4 separate regions of the Homo sapiens genome follow, and regions 2, 3 and 4 are each linked to region 1. A link is a loop called in an ENCODE intact Hi-C map of the cell type or tissue named here. Cell type or tissue: endothelial cell of umbilical vein. All regions are shown on one strand. Links, peaks and the distances in the headings refer to the core of each region. The heading gives the core; the rest is flanking DNA. Region 1 overlaps RXFP2 (relaxin family peptide receptor 2). Region 2 holds the start of RXFP2 (relaxin family peptide receptor 2). Region 3 has its middle 200 kb from the start of RXFP2. Region 4 overlaps LOC105370150 (a long non-coding RNA gene).

Region 1 (5,503 bases), core at 339-5,338:
CACCACACTAGGCTGCGTCCCCCTACAAGTGGGAAAGCACATCAAAAGGTGTGGAGACGGGGTCAGGCTTGGTGGTTCACGCTTGTAATCCCAGCACTTTAGGAGGCCAAAGCAGGGGGCAGATCACTTGGGGTCAGGAGTTCGAGACCAGCCTGGCCAACATGGTGAAACCCTGTCTCTACTAAAAATACAAAAATTAACGAGGTGTGGTGGTGCACTTCTGTAATCCCAGCTACTCGGGAGGCTGAGGCATGAGAATCGCTTGAACCAGGGAGGCAGAGGTTGCAGTCAGTTGGGATCACACCACTGCACTCCAGCCTGGGCAACAGAGCGAGACTCCATTTTTTTTTTTTTTGAAGAAAGTGTGGAGACAGTAGTGGGGAGGGGGTTGATGAGACTGATCCCCTATTCCATCACTCTTGGACCAGCTCACCTTCTTTAGTTGACTAATCATTTACTCAAAAGCACTATGTGAAAAACACTGTGGAAAATGCACAGAAGAATAAGACATACACGCCTCCCCAAGCTTATCATCTGAAGGACACAATGGACACACTAAGAAATAGTGTCGCTATGAGGCAGTTCACATGAGGCCAATAAACCTGGTGTAAACAAACCATCATGGATGTTTAAGCAACTGGATTGCATGAAAGTGGGGTGAGAAGAGATCGAAAATGGCACTGCACCATAGAAGAGGGAGTATTTGGGTTGAGCCTTGGAGGATGGGAAGTGGTGTTTAGTACGCTAAAATCTTAGAAGGTGAAAGTATAATCCAGGTTGGGGGGACAGCTTCAGGAAAGGCTGGTGTCTTCTCAGAAAAGCATAGAAAACAAAGCCCAATCATTCCAGTGGGCCTGGATCACAGTGTACGAGGGTGGGAGGTAAGAAATATTATAATGCTCATCCCAGCACTTGGACTTTGTTCCATGAGCAATGGAGGCCAACGGACACTTTTGTCCTGCTGAATTTGAAAGGTTAGGGTGTAAAATTGAGATGTCCAGGTAGCAGTAATAGATTGGAGGCTGTTCATCAAGTGAACAACTGTGACTATTAACATTTAATTATCTCTGTTCTTCACGTGCAACTGGGTCTCCCCACATGACCTCCCACAAAACCCTCTTATGGCTTCTTCTTTCACCACCCAGCAAAGGCTTCCAAGTATTCAGCCCTGACCTGATCTCCTTCCTAATTTTCACTTTCGTATCCTACACGGCCTGAGGAGCATCTGTGCCATGTGGAGACAGAACTGATAGCTTAAGAGGATGTTGTGAATGTTGTGTGGTATTTTGCAGCAAGATATTTGACATAGCCTCACAACTGAGTGCACAGGAGGGACATAGGTTGTTACAGCTGTTTATCGTCTGTGCATTCATCACTCTTTCATAAGGGCTATCAAAGTATCAGGCATCCTGCTTGACACTGAGGAGTCAAGATGTATAAGACACAATTACTGTCTTGGATCAACTCCCAAGTAGATCTGCTATCGGCTGGAACAGTAGGTTGACGATGATTCCAAACTATTTTACTGAGAGTTAGGTTAAAGCCCTGGGTGGTGGCCCCTAAATAGCTGTGATCTCTAGATTCCAGAAGGGGCTTCAGATGAAATTCTGCTAAGGAAAGGTGATTTTCTCTGGTTGAAGTAGAGGTGTGTTCAGGGAATTTGGCCTTTTGGAGGAGACTCTTTCAGGAAATATCTCGTGCTCCGCAGAGCCCAGCATGACATTTTATGGCTAGGACCATGGAATAGAATGGTGGTTCTAGCCAGATGAGTGTGCATCAGAATCACAGGGGAATTTTTACATAACATCCATCTATAGGTTTTAGCCTCTAGAGACAAAACAGTCCCGGGTGGAACCTGGGCATGTATATTTTGATTGTTTTATGCATACTCCTAGTGAAGAACCAATGTCTTGCTCAGATAGAAGCAAGATACTCAGACTTAGTTTCTCTGTAGCTCCTGCTTTTTATTATTCCTGGTTGGATTGCACCACTACTCAGTTTCTATTTTATAATACTGATTATAAAACATGGAGGGAAATAACTTTGTATTGGTTTTTATGAATAATTTATTATGTGTCCTAGACTCTGGCCTTGTCAAAAGAAGGACGTAAGAAGGCACGATGTATTATACTTGGGAATGATAGAAGAGACTGACCTGGTATTTCCACCCGGAAGAGGGAAAGGATTTTAACTACAAATACAGGAATCCAGCAGATGGCATCAGAGAACACTATAAAAAAGAAACGATTTGCAACAGCCACCTCTCTTCCAAAACAATTCCTTACTTCTGTGGTCTGCAAGGCGGTTTTTTGAATGGAACAGAACATAGTAATATAGGAAAACACAATGATGAGAAAAGCCAGCAAGTTCACACCTGTTGGGAAAAGCACACTTTTAACATCTCAGGCGTAAAAGTCAACAGTAAAATTACTGTGGTACAGGTTGAGTATCCCTTACCCAAAATGTTTGAAACCAGAAATGTTTTGGATTTCGGATTTCGGAATATTTACACATTCATAATGATATATCTTGGAAATGGTTCCCAAGTCTAAACACAAAATTTATTTATGTTTCATATACACCTTATACACATAGTCTGAAAGTAATTTTGTACAATATTTTAAATAATTTTGGGCATGAAACAAAGTTTGCATACATTGAACCATCAGACAGCAAAAGCTTCAGGTGTGGAATTTTCCACTTGTGGCATCATGTTGATGCTCAAAAAGTTCCATATTTTAGAGCATTTCAAATTTTGGATTTTCAAATTACAAATGCTTAACCTGTACTTAGATGTTAAATACAGTGCCTCTTCCACGGGCACTTCCAGGAAGCATTCTTTTATATAAGCCCAGTGGTGTTAGGTAAAACCCAGGTTCAAGGGAATAAAAACAAAGAAATTGGGTTCACCAGATGAAAAAGAGATTTCAAATACATAAACCCTTATGAGGAATTATAGACTTCTAAAATTCAGATCTAGGCATATCATGAAGTAAACTCTAGCTCTTTTAAAGCATGAAAAGAAGCTATTTTTGTTTTCAGCTCTCTGCAGATTCAAACCTTAAGGGATTACTGTAATCATATGCACATCTCAAAAAATAAAAACAACCCCATTTTCTTATCCTATAAACATGAATAATAAAAGAATAAAAATAAATAAAAATAATTTTAATAAATGAATAAAATAACCTTGGAATTTATCATGAATATAATTGTCTGAGAAACATTATTCCTAATGTTTTTGGTCTTAAGAATAACACATAGTTGGGAGGCCGAGGCGGGTGGATCATGAGGTCAGGAGATCGAGACCATCCTGGCTAACAAGGTGAAACCCCGTCTCTACTAAAAATACAAAAAATTAGCCGGGCGCGGTGGCGGGCGCCTGTAGTCCCAGCTACTCGGGAGGCTGAGGCAGGAGAATGGCGTGAACCCGGGAAGCGGAGCTTGCAGTGAGCCGAGATTGCGCCACTGCACTCCAGCCTGGGCGACAGAGCAAGACTCCGTCTCAAAAAAAAAAAAAAAAAAAAAAAAAAAAAGAATAACACATAGAACAAAAATGTATTTTTGTTTATTTTTCTTCATGTTTCTTACAGTAAATTAAACTACTGTGGTTCAGAACCTTTAGACTAATTTTATTAAAAAAAAGAAAAAAGTTAAAAATTCAACTATGTGAATTATTCTTTTGGGCCCAAATATATTCACAAGATTCCCACCTAACATCACTATTACCTTTCATGCTGACTTCTTAGTCACTCTTTGCTTTATTCTTGCTGTCGCTAAAATCCTGAGTGATCATCTCATTTCTCACAGTGAAAATAAGACTTGCATATATTTTCAAAGTTGTTAAAAAATATGAATCTGAACCTAGACTGTATGTAAGATTGGTGAAGTCTAGGGTAAAAATACTTTAAATTCAAGGTGATCTGTTATTTTTATCCAAATCATTTCGTATTCAATGAAATCATAGTATAAAGCCATACGGTAAAATTTTATAAAACTAGTTGTCTTAGGCCTCTTTCCAAAAAATTTAGTTAAGCGTAAAAGATAATCACTCTGTTAGAAAATGCTCCCCTGCCCCAAATTCTGATAGCAGACTTACAGAAAGGATCAAAAGTGTATGTTCTAGGCTGGGTGTGGTCACTCACACCTGTAATCCCAGCACTTTGGGAAACCGAGGTGGGCGGATCGCTTGAGGTCAGGAGTTTGAGACCAGCCTGGCCAACGTGGTGAAACCTGGACTCTACTAAAAATATAAAAATTAGCGGGGCATGGTGGTGGGCACCTGTAATCCCAGCTACTTGGGAGTCTGAGGCGAAATAATCACTTGAACCTGGGAGGCGGAGGTTGCAGGGAGCCGAGATGGCGCTACTGCACTCCAGCCTGGGAGACAGGGCAAGACTCTGTCTCAAAAAAAAAAAAAAGTGTATGCTCTAAATGCACGATAGTAATATAAGAAAGATGTTAACAATAGGGGAAACCAGGTGGGGCATATGTGGAAAATTGTATTATCTTTGCACCTTTCCTAAAATGAAAACTATTTTCAAATAAAAAATTAATTAAAAATTATGTATTCTTATATTCTTCAAACAGAAAAAAAATTGTACTTTAGAGCTCTGGGACTCTTCCTCTCATATGCAAATTGATGATGATGATGATTTTGTGAGTGTGTGTTTGTGTGTGTGTGTGACGATCTCTTTGTCTATCTGGAATATATCCCAGATACTTAACTCCTTTGGGCCGAGCTCCATGCCTGCATGGTATGCTCCACCAAATGAGTTTCTTCAGTCCTTCATCTTACCCTGTTCCCTGGCTTTGAGCCTGGGAATCCACTATGTCTTCCTGGAACACAGACCCCACCCCACCCTCCTCTGCCTTCGCTTGGCTAATACCTCCTCATCCTTTGGGCCTCAGTTTGAATTCATTTCTTTTGGGAAGCCTTCCCTGTTACTCAGATCTGGGGCTCCTAGAACATTCTGTACTCTTCCTTGATGGCATTTATCAGCCTGTGTGTGATGTGAGGACATGTTGACTTGTCTGCCTCCTCCTCTGTGGTCTGTAAGGCCTTTGAGGCTGGATCTGTTGTTTCTCCCGTACCTAATATAGTATATAGTGCACAGCCTATAGTGAGTGCTGAATAAATGCCTATTTGAACAATGCATGTCATGGTGTGTGTGTGTGTGTGTGTGTGTGTGTGTGTGTGTGTGTGGTGTGTGTTTCAGGGAGAGTCTCTATTAAGTGCACCTATGTTAGGAGTAATGAGGGAATGAATGATAAGGAAATACAAAGAACAGCCTGTAATACTCTGGATCCTGGGAATGACATATCTATGACCAAATAACTACCAAATAGGGTAGTGTGTGAGGGGTATTACTAAAGTGGTGCAAACTAAATGTTCTGTTTTTCAGAGGAGGAAGAGAAGGAGTAATGGAGAAGAACTGGGCATGATGGTTAGGGTCATGTCATGATGAGTTTTAAGTGACTAATTTAAACTTGACCTTGATAG
Region 2 (5,503 bases), core at 359-5,358, 55 kb after region 1:
ATCTGTAGAGGGGCATGGCTAATGGAGATCTGTACCATCATAGCAGAAACCCTTTGGAGAGATATGTTGCAGAATTTATAACATTTTTTAGAATTTTAGAAAGTTAATGCACATGCTATGAACTATATAGTTTCCTACTGACCTGGGGCAAAGTTCCCTAAGCAAACACATGAACATTTTTCTATAGCACAGTGTATGAAATTTTACAATAAGTGCATAAAGAATCTAAATAGCTCCTGGCCAATTCTGACCAGATTTTGTAGGCAAAGGTGATCAACTCAGTTTTCTGAGCTTTCTGGATTTTAGAATTGTAGACAAATCATTGGACCTAGAAAAAGAGAGCACACCAGTATTGAAGTAATACAGAGATACAATATTCATTTGGTGGTATTTGGGCATGTATTCTAGCAAGCAACAGACATGGTGACCACTGGTCGGGCCAGGAGACTGTGGGATAGAGACAAATAATAGAAAGAAGGCAAAGGCCAAAAAAGGGAGACAAAGAAGATCCAGGAAGCCCCTGGGGAGGGAGCTCGGCAAAGACAGGAGGTGATTAGAGACAGGAATACTTAAGGGGGCGAATCTAGGGATAGATGTATTCCAAGGTGGAAATGAAAAGCCAGATGTGACCAATCAGGATGGAGCAGGTGTGAGAGTTACCGAGAATGGGATGTAGCCAGGACAAAGGCAGAGTTGGAGGATATGGGAACTCAGAGAGCAAGAGAGCTGAAGAGCAGGCCCAAGGTGAGCAGAAGGGAGATTTCAGAGGTGAGGACAGCAAGAAGATAGGGATGGGGGTAGGAGGGCGAGACATGAAAATGGAGAAAAGACAGGCCGGGAGAGCATCTGAGACAGATGCCTGCAGAGGCAGGGAGGAGGGGAGAATAAATAAAGATGGGAAGGAGAGGCGAGAGGCTTGAACAGGAGCAAGGGGGCCCGAGTCAGAACAGTGGGAAGGGGGAGGATGGGAAAGGAGGACTAGAACTTTATCAATCACATTGAACATGTTGTAAAGGCTTTTTACTTTGTAATAAAGTTAAATTTTCAATCGCAATTCTTTAATTTTTTTTTTTTTAATTTTGAGACAGAGTCTCGCTCTGTCGCCCAGGCTGGAGTACAGTGGCGCAGTCTCGGCTCACTGCAACCTCCGCCTCTCAGGTTCAAGCAATCTTCTTGCCTCAGCCTCCCGAGTAGCTGGGACCACAGGTGTGCACCACCATGCCTGCCTGATTTTTGTATTTTTAATAGAGATGGGATTTCACCATGTTTTCCAGGCTGGTCTTGAATTCCTGACTTCAGTGATCTGCTTGCCTCCCAAAGTGCTAGGATTACAGGTGTGAGCCACTGCGTATGGCCTCAATCTCAATTCTTTTTACATCTTAAAACACTCAAAAGTCTGTTTATCACATGACTGTTGAATCAGCTGTTTTATTTTCGCTTCGGAGCACTTTTCTGATAACAACATTGACCTTCACTGCAAACTTAATTTTTTAAAATACATGCAAAAACCTGGAAGTACGGGTGAGTAAAGCATATGAGAGGTTTATTTTTTGTTTTTAGATAATTAGGCCTCTAATGCCACTACTACTTCACATGTGAAACAAGCACACTCATTTTACCCAAAGAATGTTGTTATATGTTTACCAAATAAATAAACCAAGCCATTCTGGGCTCTTAAATAGATATGTACTGCTAAAAATTAGTTGCATTTTTTGTTGCATAACTATTTATACAAAATCATTCTTTGCTAATTGAATTTTATTTGGTTTACTATATTCCAGAATAAAAATGTGCCATTTTTCGATACCAACCTATTAGAAAGCAGCATCCCAATTTTGCCTCTAAAATTCACATGGCAGGCAATTTTGTCACTTCAAGTGAGAGGCCTTAAAACTCTTTGATTACATCTGGTCATATTTATTCACAGTAAGATGAACACACGAGTAAGCATCTGTTGTGAGATGTATTTAGCTGGCGTCTTCAGAGATAACACATCTCTAAAGGTTTTAACTCCCATGTTCCCAATCTTTTTCCTCCTCCCTCACAGTGGGCTTCATTCAGCCCGCAAGCAGGTCAGTCTTCGGGATGACTGGCCTGAAACATAATTGATTTTCACAACTATCCACAGCATGAATATAAAGTTGTGAAATTAAAATTCAGATGGAAAACCTTTTCTCAAGTCAGAGTGGCCAAGTGAAACTGACATCCGTAAGAAAGGACCATGCCAGGCATGCCTTGAGTCTGGCCACTAGGGGGCAGTCAAACACTGCTCCCCTCAAAATACTGTTCGGGCCCGGTTTTGGTTAACCTATTTTGGAGGTTAAGCAAATTATTTAAGTAGCAATTGGTAGTTGCCAAGTAGCAGCCTCAATGCTTCATGCTTTTACTTTCTTACATAAGCCCATGTTTTTGATTTGTAATATGGTTCCTAATTTGTCCATTAAGAAATGTTTTTTAAAAGTTTAAAGTTATGTTTAATAACTTTATTTTAGAGATGTTTACTCTTAGAGACAGATACTGTTTTTAGATCTGCCTGTGGCTTTGGAGTTCCCAGTCTAATTACGTTAACGCAAGATAGTTACTAACAATTACATGAATTTTATGGACATATTTCAACAGGTTGAAATTCCACAAAACACAATTGGTAGTTACCAAGTAGCAGTCTCAATACTTCATGCTTTTAATTTCCTACATAAGCCCATGTTTTTGATATGTAATATGGTTCCTAATTTGTCCATTAAGAAATGTTTTTTAAAAAGTAGTTTGAAGCTGGTTAACAGAGATACACAGTGAATAAATTAATGATAAAACACACGTAATAATAATAAGATACATTATGCATAGTTGTCTGTTAGTGCCTGTAGCTTAAGGCAATCACTCATTCCTTAGGCACTCCAGAGTGATGATGGTCAGAGAAGAAAAGACGATCACATAATTTCTAATTTTATGTTTTGTTTAGATCTGGCCTAAGAGTCTATCACAAATATTATTTAAATTAAAAAGACAACCTTTACTCTTAGGCAACTCTAAATGAGCTTTCTTTGGTTACTATGAAAAGCCTTACCGTTTTAATTGTCCACAATTTTGTTGTGAAAAAGAAAAGAGTTTTACTAATTATAGAGCAAATTCTATTATTTTTATAAGTAGGAATAAAATGTCAAAGCATTGATTAATGTGTCTTGCTTTGAAAAGAAATCATTTTAAACATAAAGGTTTAAATTAGTAGTCAAAAGTAATATAAAATTAGAAAATAAAAATTTCCAGGATTATAATCAATAAATATTTGTTAGGTTGGTACTAGGAGTTTGAAATATGGCTTTTACTTAGAAATAAAATCAAACAAAAATTATTAATTGAACTTTTTTTTAGTTTAAAGGGTGACTTTACATTATGGTAAATCACAAAATGTTATTTTAGTAATAGATGTTTTTCATCTCATAAACGGTTTAAGCAAAATCAATTAAATGCATTATGTATAAAAGCAAAAGTATAGTAAAATTGGTTAAACTGTGGTTATAGTCCCGTACATTAAAGAACTTTTTAAGGGCACAGATGAGCTCTATGACATGTCTTAAGAACCTGCTTTGTAGCTGTATATTCTTAAAATTGTATAAAATTGAATATTCAAATGTGGATAGAACATGAACTTCTGAAGTAGGACCTTAAATATAGAAATAGACTGCTTGTTGCAACTGTACTGCATGCAAGGTGAGTTCATATATTGTTTCTTCTTAGTTAATCCTTAGCTTTTCATGTAAGAGATATTAAAATATAAAATAAAAGTCATGCTAGGTGCATGGAGATATAGATTTTAAATATTTGTAGTAAAGTTTTAGTATTATTTTAAATTCAAAATAAAATTTAGATATTTTAAGCCTTTTAAAAATCTTTTGTTTGTTAGAAGTTTTAAAATAATTCCTCATAAGTATTGCATTTTATTTCAAGATTTAAAATATTCACTTGGAATTCACCTAATAAAACTGAATATTTAAAAAACCTAAAACGAATTTCTCAGAAAATAAAAATAATTTCAAATTTTAACCTTTATTCTCAGAGGTTTATCAAAATTCTTTAAGAAAAAATACAAATTAAAATAGAAACATTTTTGAATAATAATAAACCCCAGCAAATCTTGGGTGTGGTTAATAGGTTGTTTATGAATGTATAGGCTGACAACGTATCTTTTTATTTAAAAACAAGTGAAGATTTAGGTTTTATTTTTTGGTGAGCTTTACAATGAAAATGGTACTGACTTGAAACTTAAGAGTTTGACTGAAATAAAAATTTCCACAAATTAAAAACAAAAGAAAATTATCTAAGTAAATGCACTTGTATAGACTTTTAATAACTTTATTTTAGAGAGGTTTACTCTTAGAGACAGATACTGTTTTTTAGATCTGCCTGTGGCTTTGGAGTTCCCAGTTTAATTATGTTCACGCAAGATAGTTACTAATAATTACTTGAATTTTATGGGCATATTTCAACAGGTTGAAATTCCACAAAACACAATTTTAGTTTATTAATTTGTCACACTTTTCAGAACAAATGCCAAAAATGTTTTCTATGTTTTAATTGATATAGTCAACATTGTTTTTTGACATATTTTATCTACAGCTTTAATAACATACAAAGGCTTGTTTCCATGAAAAATTTGTTGCATCTAAAAATTACTAGGCTGTGTGGGACTACAAGCAATGAAAGATAATGACAAATACCAGGCAAATTTGATGTCTGTTTTTTTTTTAAACACCCCAATATATTTATTACAACTGCCATAGAACTACATAGAAATGTATTTTTTGGGAATTGCACTCATTTAAAACGAGAAAGTAGCAACCTTACCTTTGACATTGATCAGAACGATGAAATGAAGTAGAAAGAACATTGTAATCAATCTGAGGCTGAAGAGATGTTTAAAAACCAGAAAAACAATCATAGGTTTACAGCAATTGAGTTATTAGACGTATCCTCTTATACCTCAGCAGGAGTTCTGATGTAGTAAGTTCAGTGCCTCCCATGTTCTGAGCATGCTCACAGCTAGAACCTCACTGGCATGAAGGGAGATGGATTCTTGTCACTATGCAGCCTGTCTTTTTTGTTCTTTCTTTTTTGTTTCTTTTAGTTTAAATCTACAGTTGTGTTCTTGATCACTAATTCATTATGGTGTGTAAAAGAAGGTATAATAGGACTTTGGTATTATCTGATAAGAAATATTTTTTAATCACTTAAAAATTTTTTTCCTCCAAAGCATGTACAATTTGCTCTGTTTAAATCCAAACATCGAAGTTCTCAAATATGAAGGATATAGGCTTACACTGAATAGGCTATGAAACCCTTTACAATTATATTTTCATGCAATAAACAAATGTAAAAAACTACTTATTGACAGATACACAAAGAACACCCACTTCTATTCAAATGTACCTAAATGTTTTCAAATGACATATGAAAAGATAATTTAAATATATGGCATTGTGTTAAATAATTACTGTAAAACATTCAT
Region 3 (5,503 bases), core at 340-5,339, 260 kb after region 1:
AGAATTGTTTCACTGCCCTAAATACACCCTCTGTTTTACCATTTCAATCCTGCCTCTCTTTTCCCAAATCCTTGGAAACCACTGGTATTTTTAGTCTCTATAGTTTTGCTTTTTCCAGAATGTCCTATAGTTGGAATCACACAGTATGCAGCTTTTTCAGACTGGTTTCTTTCACTTGACTTGACATCTCGACCTCATTATATTTTAGCACAGACCCCTACTCATAGCAAGACCTCAGTAAATATTTTATGAGCTGCTGTTGATGATAACTCCCATTAAGCAAAGCTTCATGGAGGAAGTGGCATTTGAGCTGATCTTTGAAAGATGAGCAGGATTCTACATGACAGCTAAAACATCCAGCAGAAGAAATAAACAAAGTGACATTAACAAAGTCACAAAGGTAAAGTTCCTGCACCTCTGAGGCTCATGTTCTTTGTCTAAACTTTTCTCCACCTGCTGTTGTTGATAAAGTCTTTCTCTCCTCCTCATGATTTGTCATTTTCTTGGGTGTTTTCAACATTCATGTATTGGCCCAAGTAATATCCTGTTGGCATTTTAAATTTTTTTATTTAATGCAAAAGTAAAATAAGTTTCAGAAGAGTTAAGTGAAGTGCCTGAGTTAGTAAGTGGCAGAACTGCTGCCTAACCCTAGGTGTTTTTGACACTCAAACATTACTGTGACATTTTATGTCCCTAAGGATTAAATTAATGTCAACTCAGATCCACTGAAGATTCAGTTATGGCCTCAGTGTATGCTTTGAATGAATCATCAACATATGATGCTATTTCTCCCATAGCAACAATGCATGCATTCTGGGTCCACGTGGTGGAACTGGGCATGGGTGCTGTTTATACTTCATAGCACACTTGTAGAATTTTTGCTTCCTCTCCCTGAAGCCAAGGAAGGAGTGTTTCTACCAAGTGACACAACAAGGATCCCAGTAAGCTGGAAATGAGACTGTCACTTGGCTATTTGAGCTCCTCACGTTCTTGAACCAATAGACAGACAGGAGGTTGCTTTACTGGCTCAGGTGAATGAGGTTAGTTTCCAAGGGGGAATCAGATTACTGCTACATAATTGTAGCAGGGAAGATCAAGTCTAAAATGTAAGTGATTCTCTATATCACAGGGAGGCTAACTCCCCCCGTGTCTGTCTCCTCTGGTGTCTCCAGCAGTAGCTGTGTTACTCTGTGGCTCCAGTTCTCAGTAACAGGCCTGCTGTGGTCCCACCTTCTGCCAAAGACCTTGAACTCGGGTCTCTGGTCATACCCCCTCCTCTCTTTGTCCTTCTGGCCAGGGGTGGTGGTGACTTGCTGCTATTGCTAATCTCCGGATGGTATCTCTGTGTCATAGTTTAGCTTTTCAGCTCTTTCATTACTTATGCACAAAATTCCTTGTATTAAATTATCTTTGTTTTAAATACCCAATGTGGTTTCTTTATTTCTGGCTTGGTTTGACCTTCACTGATATAGACTCCCTTCTCTTATTAATCTATCTGTAATCTCTCTAGAAAATAGCACCCCCTGTAGTAAGTATGGCTACCATCTAAACAAGGAAGATTTCCAAATCTGTGTCTTCAGTCCTGATGTCTCTTCTGAGAGTTGGTGCCTTTTCCACAGACGTAACTTAGATGTTGTGACAGTAAATATCAGCTACATTGAGCTGAGGAAATAAATGATCCCAAATTCCAGCAGCTTATGGTAAAAAATAGGTTTATGCCTTGCTTACACTACATACTCATCTCAAATCAGTTGAGACTCTACGTTGTTTTTCGTCTGAGACCGAGATTGTATGGAAAACATCTGGCTCTTAAGCCTTGTGCCTGGAAGGTCCACATGGTCACTCCTGCATTCATCAGGCAGAGAGGGGATCCAGGAGGAAGAAACCAGAATATTCGATACACTACACAGTTAACAAGCCCTCAAATGCAGCATGCCCACACAGAATTGCATCATCTTACCCCCCAATACGTTCCCCCACCTGTGCTCCGATTCATATAATGTCACCATCATCCAGAGTTACCTAAGATAGAAACCTAGGTGTTATCCCTGGTCTCATTCTTTCCTAATTTTCCCTCAATGCTTTCCCCCAATAAGTCACCAAGTTTCATTGAGTCCATCATGTAAGTACTTCTTAACACATTCCCATTTCCATTATTCATATTCAGATGACTGTCATCTCCAGAATGTCTCCAATCTTGTTTTCAGTTGATTCTCTATAGAATGTCCAATGTAGAATCAAAGAGGATCCTCTTTAAATCTTTACTGACCTTGGTTATAGATTAGTGAGTTATGACAGTATTTAGCATGAGGACTTGCAAAGAAAGAGAAAGTAACCCTGTGGGGATATATACGTGAAGCATTATTAATACTGCCTTCAAATTGCTCTTCTAGGAATGACAAGGAAGAAGAGGTTATGGAATGTTTACATTCCTGTGGCCATGAAAACACAATAAGTTGGAAGCATTGTTGGCAGCCAGCCAAGTGGGGCTGAGTTCTAAAGATTACAAATGTACAGCATCTTCTCCTGGTTATCACTTTATAAAGCGTCTGTGTTTACTAGTATTTAAGGTGATAAAAAATAGACCTTCCAAGGTATATAACTGCTGAGTTATAGGGTTGAATAGTCCAACCACTTACGCTATAACATTTGTTATAGAAGATTATATTTTTCCACTTAAGTTATAAAAAGACAGGAACCAATTTCTCCTATAATTAATTTCAACCTATAAATGCTGAGTGAGTTATTGGTTTAGCTAAAGCATTTTTGACTACTCAATCTGTCTCTGTCTGCATATGGATATCACTATTAGAGAGATTATAGCTAGTCTAGGCAGCTCTAATTGGGCAAAATACCCGGCTTCATTTCTTCCACATCAGAGAGATGTTTCTAAAGCACAGGACCATGATCATATCATACACACAGATGTGTAATAATTCACAGAATCAAAGGAAGAGCTCAACACCGGTCTATAGGATGGCTAGAAGTCAGGAAAGTCCTGAGAATCTGGGAGAGTATCTGCAGGGGACTGCCCTCTGGAGGACACATATCAAACAGCTTCCACTTTCGGAAACATCCCAAAACTTCAGGAAAGAGGAAGCAATTATTCTATAGAGAAAAACTGATAAGGAGGAAGGCCAGGCAAAATTCTAGTTATAAACAACCTTGTGAGGTATTCTTATTTGCTAATGACAAAAATGATGCTTTGAGAATTTAAATAATTTGTTCAGCTGGTAGTTATCAGAGACAGCCCTTAGTCAAGTCTATTTGACTCCAAAATCCATGCTCATAACCAGCATGCAACCATGGCCACTTACTCACCCTTGAGCCCTCAGTGACTGGTAAAGTATTAACACTAGGCAGGCATTCCATAAATATTCATTTCATTGAATGAAAACATGAATAAAAATGAATAAAGATAATAATAAATGGTCAAAAGTGGTCTAAGCTCCTAGCTGAAGCTTAGACTATGTGGCGATTTATGCAGGAACATGAGGGTGGAGGTATAGGATGAACCTACACTTCTATTCAGATATGATTTTTCCTAAGTAGGCTATTCTATTCTATGTTCTACCACCCCACTCCAGCCAATAATGCATCTCCTTTTCCCTGTGGCTCATTTAATCGCCTTTCTGATGGAAGCCTTCCTATATAGTTTCTGCCCTCATAGATCTTACTCTCATGTGAGCCCCAAAAAAAGTTGCATATTAACAACATTAATTACATTGATAGTATTGACTGGCATAGCTTGCTCATTGCTTAGTGTCTAATACATATTAAACAAAGCTTCTCCCCAACCAGATTAGCATCAGCTATGCAAGGACAGATAAAGGGTACTCCCAATCAGTCCCAGGGAATATACAACAAATTAAAGATGCTCCATGAATAATTATTTCTTGATTAATTGTTGAAGTATTGCCTCACAAATCAATAGCTTGTATCCTGAAATAGCAAAACCGAGCTCCCTGGCTGTAGAGCAGGGAGACCATAATTTAAAGGTTGTAAACTCAGGATGTGACCCTGCCACTGATTCACTGACCTGAAGCTGGACACATCCACACTGAGCTTGAATTCTGCCCTGTGTGCTATGCTGTCAGCAGGATGGGCAGTAAGATTTCATAAAACCAATGCTTAGAAAGACAATTAGAGAATCAGAGCAAGCCACTGCTTCAGAGCATCCTGCCTAATTTACTAAAAATGAAGACCATTCTTGACCTGGTCACTTCTTCCATGCTAAGCTGTGTGAAAACCATAAAATGCTTTTAAAATTAATCTCTCTGATGCAGTTTGTCTCCAGCAACATCCAAAATCTTATTTCTTTTTCCGTGGTTTTCTGAGTTTCTTTCAAGGAATTTGTGTGTGTGCGTATGTGTGTGTGTTTGTGTGTGTGTGAATGAGACTTAAGATATTTTTTGTGTGTCAGATGTTTTCTCTGGTGGATTTTTAAAAGTTCTCTGAGCAATGTTATACAGGTATCGACATTCTTCCAAATAAGTTACACAATGTTTTCAGTAAATACTTGGAGGGGAGAGGCACTAAAGATTAACAGCAATAAACACAGCAAAATTCAGGTGTCTCAAATTTCCTTTCTTGAGAACAGATATCCTGGAGCTGACAAAATGAAATTGAAGCTCACAGAAGGAATCAGGGAGTACATCAAAACACACACACACACACACACACACACACACACACACACATACACACACACACAGATTTACTCTTACTAACCAAAATATGCATAGCTCTCCTTACACCCTAAAAACCATTTGCAGGACAGTGAGTGGGGAGACGTTTCTGGGCACCTGACTCAAGGCAGTAATTAAAAATCATCATCTGTTTCCTTTCTTCACCCAGTCCGTGGTGTTTAGGTGAAGTTTTCAGCTGTTGATAGATTAGATTTCCTAGAATAGCAGGATGAGTGATTTTCAAGATCTAAGAGAGGTTAGAATGTAGCTCTTGCTGAAATCGCCCATGTGAAGAACAACATTGAACAGCATATCAGGCAAAATGCAACTTTGAGGAAATCTGCCCATAACTGTGAAACATCAAACCCCTTTGAAGTGTCAAAAGCATCTTCGTACATTAAGTCCTGGAGGTAAAAACCTCCAGAGCACAGGCTTTTTCTTTTCAGAAGACCCTAGAGATGAAACTTTGAAGGTTTTGGGGCCCTATGAGTTTAACTGTCAATTCTTCTGTTCCATTTTCTTTTTTCTGCCTTTTTAAAGAAAAGGCCCCTGCTGCGAGATGTTATAAAAAGCTGCAATTTCCACTTTTGATTAGTTTTCATATTCTTGAAGCCACAAGGCAAATGCAGGGCAGGTGGAAATGACTTTTAATTCCCTTTTTCATGTAGAAGGTAACGAAGCAAAAGACACAGGGGTGGCTTCATCAGGCACCTGGGGACCCCAAAAAGACATGAGGAGTTGCCCACAAAAGCTGCCAACAGCTCCTTTTTTATTAATTCTACAGGACAAAACAAGATAGCACAAAACATAGGGAT
Region 4 (5,503 bases), core at 115-5,114, 360 kb after region 1:
ACTTGGACTGGGCGACACTAGGAACTTGAGGAAGACGTGACATTGATAAGTCCGGGAGGTAACATTGATAAGGCCAGGAGGCAGGGAAATACCGGGTAGAAGAGGGCAGAGTTCCTGACGAGGGCTCCACCCTTAAACCTAGACCCGTGGCCCAAAGTGAGAACTATCCCTGTTTTCCTGGCCAAATGTTGCCTTTTGGCCCATCCCGTCCCCTATTCTGTACCCATGAGAACCCCAGACCCCAGACTCAGCAGTCATACACACAGAAGAGAGAAGTGTCTGAACATCAAGAGGAGAAGAAACAGCTGGATGTCGGAGACTGTGGTCGGAGAGGAGTTCAGCTAGGGATGGCTGGACTCCAGGGGAAGATTGTCTTCCCACTCCACCCGCTTTCCAGTTCCCCTTTCTGCTGAGAGCCACTTCCACCACTCAATAAAGTCCTCCACATTCACCACCCTTCAATTATTTCTTGTAACCTGATTCTTTCTCAATACCAGACAAGAACTAGGGTACCAAGAGGGCAGGGTATAAAAGGCTGTCCCTGCTGACCCTTCGCTGAGCTGGTTAATACTTAGCTGTCCAGACTGCACCCAGAGCAGCAATCCTGCCCACCCCCCACACGCCCTTCACTATCTAAATAAGTATCTTCCCATTTTTCAACAAATATTTGTTGATCAATTATTATATACCAGGCACTGTTTAAGCTTCCCACCTTCACAGAATGCACATTTAAATAGGGGGGAGAGAGAGAGTGTGACAATGATATCTCATTACCTCCAGAGTTCAGCGCTACAAGTAAAAAGAAAATAAGATGTTGTAAAGACAGAGTGACTCTTCACTGGGTATCAAAAGGGCTAATGAGGGAAGGCCCCTCGGGCTGTTTCAGATCCCGTGCTGGCTGCCTTTCCTCTGCTGTGCCACAGCTCAGAAGCCAGGTCTGAATTCCTGTCACAAGAAACCGAACAGCTTTTTTAAAGAATATTGTGAAATATGCAAGAATATGCGAGCGTGTACACTTAGCATGTAAACACTGGAGAACAAAAGAAAGCTGAAAAATAAATATCTATTTTAACAAAACTGTTTGGTGAAGTTTTTAAAAATCGCTCCAAAATATAAGGGTCTTGATTTTGCCCCCTTTCACCCTAAGGGCCAGGAAGGCAGCTAAAAAGTTACCAGGGGAGGTTTGTCAGATGTTCAAAATCTCCAGAATAATGCTACCATCCCCTTCTGCCCCTGAAAGACACAGAGTCCTGGGAAGAGACAAGATGGGTGTAGTTTAAGGGGAAAGGGTGTCAGAGGGACCATTAGAGACTTGGCAGGATCCAGTTACAGCCTCACCTGGAGACCACATTGTCTCCCCCTTTGGACTTCTGAAAACTCCAGAGAGCTACAGCTCCCAAAGAAGGAAAGGGTGTTTCCTTTTGTTATTGGAGTCAGATGATGAAAATGTGTTTCTAATTTGTTCCAACCATTGCTGTGTTTCCAATCCTATGTTATGCTTGATATTGATTTTTTGTAATCCTTATTTTTTTCCTTTTTGATGCTAAGCAACTGAAAAAGGGAAACATAGTATTAATCACACAAGCTTACTGAGCTGATCCCACTGTTTATGACGTCTCCTTCCTAAGTCCCTGTAAAATCTTGGCAGGGTGGCAGGAGGGAGGTTGAGGCAATGTTCAGCAACCCACGTATAGGCCCACCAAGTCACTTTCCCGTTGCAATGATCTGGATTATACAGGGCATTTCACAGACCTTCATGAGGTCCTTTGTCACATAATCCTGTCCCTCATTCAGGACAGAGTTGCTAAAAAGGAGGGATTTCTCGTTTTTAGTTTCATCATTCGTGTTAATAGATCGTATTGGCTTTTAACAGAAGAAATAAAGCAGAGTAGATTTTAAAAGTACTTCTGTCTGAACCTTTCTTATTTATACCATTTTTGGACTTTCATGGTAATTGTTTTTGTGTCTCATTTTCTTTTTTTCCTACAAACCTTAAACATTTTTACCTTAACTGAAACATCTTAAGAATACATTCAAAGTGTTTTGTTGAGCCTATGTATGTTGCTAATGCAGATTAAAATTCTGCACAAAATAATACAATTGCTTATCAGTCTGGACAATGACGTAGGTCAACAGTTTCTGCCTCTTAATGGCCACGGAAACCATTTTTCCAAAAAGAATCTCATATGGGGTACCAATACATAAAAGGATAACATTTGGATGTTCTCACTGAAACAAGGACTGAAAGGTCAAATGTCCTCTCTCTCTTCCATCTTTCCCTGGCCCCCATCCTTTCACACTCACACACCACACAGGCCTCCCCCACACATGAGAGATACACACACACCACATGCCGACCAGCATCCTGGCTTGGAGGTACACAATTTTTGAGCCACACCTCTCAAGGAGCCTCATTCCCTCTAGTGTCATAAGACCACGTTGTATCGGTGGCCACACTGGATATCCTGAATATGATTATCTTTTCAGCATGCCCACCACTAGACTTCTGCATATTCGTCTTCAAAGACCATCCAAGAAATTTAAAAGGCAATGCATTTAACTCGTGTTTATTTCTCCTTGCCCTTTTATGAAAACTGAAATAAAGATAAATTATTGTAATAAAGTTGCTTTGGAAGAAAATTAGAGATATCACCTGGTGCTGCTCTCAGGCTTAAGTTTATCTGTTAATGTGTTAAACAAATATTCACTGAACTCCTACAGGCAAGACAGTTAATTGTCTAAGCCAAACAGATTAAGGCAGCATGGTTAAATGGAAAGCATATGATCTTTCTGTGTTATCCCACAGGCCTCAGTTTCTTCATCTGTAAATTGGGGATAATGATGCCTAACTTTCAATGTGTTTGCGAAGCTCAACGGGATAAAGCATACGAAAATATCTATTCTAGCACTTGGCCCAAAGCATACTAAATTTCCCTTGGGGTGGGGTGGGTGGGGTGTTGTAACAAGTTTTCTGTGCTGGAACCACAGGGTGGAGAGTAAAGCCTGCCATCTAGTGGCCAAAGTGACAGCTGCACTTCACGTTCCTGTAGGGTTGAGTCTCAGGGGTTCCCAAATTTGGATCTGCATCAGAATCACCTGCAGAACTAGATCCCTCTCCTGGAGATTCTGATGCTAGAGGTCCAGGCCTTAGCTTGGGAATATCTAGTTTTAAGAACTCTCCCAAATGACAGTATGTCACCTGCCGATCGTAAGTTGTTTGACATCACTAACCTGAGGTTTCAGGCAGGAGAGGCTAGTAATTGAGAAAGGTTATTTTAAGCTCTTCATAACAAGGGATCTTGTGCCTGCAGGATTGCAAACACAAGAAAGCACTTTATTAAAGTGTCAATTTCCAGGCATGCAAAGCCAAGCAAACCAAGCTAAGAATGATCCCATGAAGAAAAAGCAGTAACTTTTGCTCCTTCTATATAGTATATATACTTAAGATTGAGGTAAGCCTACAAAGAAACACCACACTTACCTTCTCCTCATAATTATTCCCTGAGAGACCTGGAAAACCCATTATAGCATTTCCACACGTTTGACAAGCATTCATCCAAAAAATATTAATTTCGCACCAGGTATGTTCCAAGAGCAATGTTTGTACTTGAGAATATCAGTTGCATAAGATTGATTCAGTGCATTCTCTTACAGATCTTATGGGCTACTTAGGAGATGAGCAGGTAATAGAGCCATTGAAATAGAATCTGCAGTGTGAAGACATAGAGTGTGGAAGGTATGGAAGCACAGGGAAAGCCATCTGTATGAGTTTCCTGTTGCTACTGCAACAGATTGCTACAAATTGAGTGGCTTAAAACAACACAAATGGATTATTTTATAGTTCTGGAGTTTAGAAGTCCAAAATGGGTTTTACAAGGCTAAATCAAGGAGTGCGCAGAGCCGTGTTCCTGTGGACACTCTATGGAAGAATATGTTTTCTTGCCTTTTCCGGCTTCTGGAGCATCCACAGTCACATCGCCTCTGATTCTGACTCTCTTGACTCCCTCTTATTGGGATCCTTGTGATCACACTGCTCATCTCCATCACCTAAGATTATTTCCTCATCTCAGTATTCTTAACTTAATAGCATCTGCGACGTCCTGTGGCCACACAAGGTCATATATCCACAGGTACAGGGCATTAATGACATGGACATTTTGGGGAGCCAGTACTCTGCCTCTCACACCTTCTCATCCAGACTTGGGGAATCAGGGAGGCTTCCTACAGGAAAAAAACTTCTGAACTGAAACGTAACTGATAAAATATTATATTTCCAGAAAATGTGGGAAAAGTGAAGGAGGAGGGTCAGTCACAGTGAAAAGAAGACTTCCTAAACAGAGGAAAATGGAGATGACTCAGAGCTAAACCAAAGAAAGTGCTTTAGCTGGAAATAAACCCAAGCATTTACAGTCAATTGATTTTCAACAAAGGCACCAAGAACACACAATGGGGAGAATCTCTTCAATAAATGGAGTTGGAAAAACTGGATATCCACATGCAGAAGAATGAAAATGGGCCATCATTTCACACCATATACAAAAATCAACTCAAGATGGATTAATGGCCTGGAGGCGGTGGCTCATGCCTGTAATCTCAGCACTTTGGGACGCCAAGGCAGGTGGATCACGAGGTCAGGAGATCGAGACCAGCCTAGCTAACACAGTGAAACCCCATCTCTACTACAAAAAATTAGCCGGGCGTGGTGGCACATGCCTGTAATCCCAGCTACTTGGGAGATCGAGGCAGGAGAATCGCTTGAACCTGGGAGGCGGAGGTTGCAGTGAGCCAAGATCGCACCCGTGCACTCTAGCCTGGGCAACAGAGCGAGACTCTGTCTCAAAAAAAATCCACAAAAAACAAAAAACAAACCAACAAAAAAAAGGTGGATTAATGACTGGAATTTAAGACCAAGACCTGAAACTATAAAACTACAAGAAGAAAACATAAGAGGAAAACAACATGAGCTTTTTCTGGGCAATAATTTTTTGGATATGACCCCAAAAGCACAGGCAACAAAAGTGAAAATAGACAACAGGATTACCTCAAACTATAAAGCTTCCACGCAGCAAAGAAAACAAGTAATAGAGTGAAGAGATGTCCTATATATTGCCAGTCGTATGTTTGATAAGGGGTTAATATCCAAAATATACAAGAAACTCAAATACATCAACAGCAAGAAAATAAATAACTTGATTATAAAATGAGCAAGGACCTGAATAGACATTTCTCAAAAGAAGACATACAAATAGTCAACAGGTATATGAGAAAATGCTCAGCATCACTAATTATCAGAGAAATGAAAATTAAAACCACAATGAGATATCACCTCACACCTGTTAGGATGGCTATTATCAAAAAGATAAAGGATATCAACTGTTGGCGAGGATATGGAGAAAAGGGAACCTTTGCACACTGTTGATGGGAACATAAATTAGTAGAGCCATCATGGAAAACAGTATAGAGGGTCCTCAAAAAACTAAAAATAGAACTACCATATGACCTA

Evidence for each region. Hi-C counts contacts between places; a loop is a spot of excess contacts. Peaks named below come from ENCODE experiments on the same cell type or tissue, not always from the same donor. Only the 100,000 strongest peaks of a DNase experiment are listed, where the experiment ranks them.
Region 2: it touches region 1 in a loop (7-fold over the local background); 10 of 110 quality-filtered maps call a loop at or near these places.
Region 3: it touches region 1 in a loop (8-fold over the local background); 12 of 110 quality-filtered maps call a loop at or near these places.
Region 4: a loop joins it to region 1, with 17 times the contacts of the local background. A loop is called at or near these places in 33 of 110 quality-filtered maps.

The regions. Positions count from the first base shown.
Region 1 is chr13:31,794,072-31,799,574 of GRCh38, reverse strand. RXFP2 (relaxin family peptide receptor 2) reads right to left here. Exons shown (of 18, transcript NM_130806.5): 17 at 2,156-2,374. LOC105370152 (a long non-coding RNA gene) reads left to right here. Exons shown (of 3, transcript XR_941833.3): 3 at 2,083-3,200. Among named protein-coding and RNA genes, the nearest start is that of RXFP2, 57 kb to the right of the region's middle. In endothelial cell of umbilical vein, for the core only: no CTCF peak of the experiment used is centred there; a DNase peak (open chromatin) is centred at 2,224.
Region 2 is chr13:31,739,046-31,744,548 of GRCh38, reverse strand. It overlaps RXFP2 (relaxin family peptide receptor 2), which reads right to left and starts at 5,023. Exons shown (of 18, transcript NM_130806.5): 1 at 4,843-5,023. The coding sequence starts at 4,936. In endothelial cell of umbilical vein, for the core only: a CTCF peak has its summit at 2,247 (motif pointing right); a DNase peak (open chromatin) is centred at 2,278.
Region 3 is chr13:31,535,788-31,541,290 of GRCh38, reverse strand. No RefSeq gene overlaps it. Among named protein-coding and RNA genes, the nearest start is that of RXFP2, 200 kb to the left of the region's middle. In endothelial cell of umbilical vein, for the core only: a CTCF peak has its summit at 3,037 (motif pointing left); a DNase peak (open chromatin) is centred at 3,010; H3K27me3 peaks cover 465 bases.
Region 4 is chr13:31,429,373-31,434,875 of GRCh38, reverse strand. All of the region lies in intron 1 of LOC105370150 (a long non-coding RNA gene), which reads right to left. Among named protein-coding and RNA genes, the nearest start is that of B3GLCT, 230 kb to the right of the region's middle. In endothelial cell of umbilical vein, for the core only: a CTCF peak has its summit at 3,073 (motif pointing left); no DNase peak of the experiment used is centred there; H3K27me3 peaks cover 338 bases.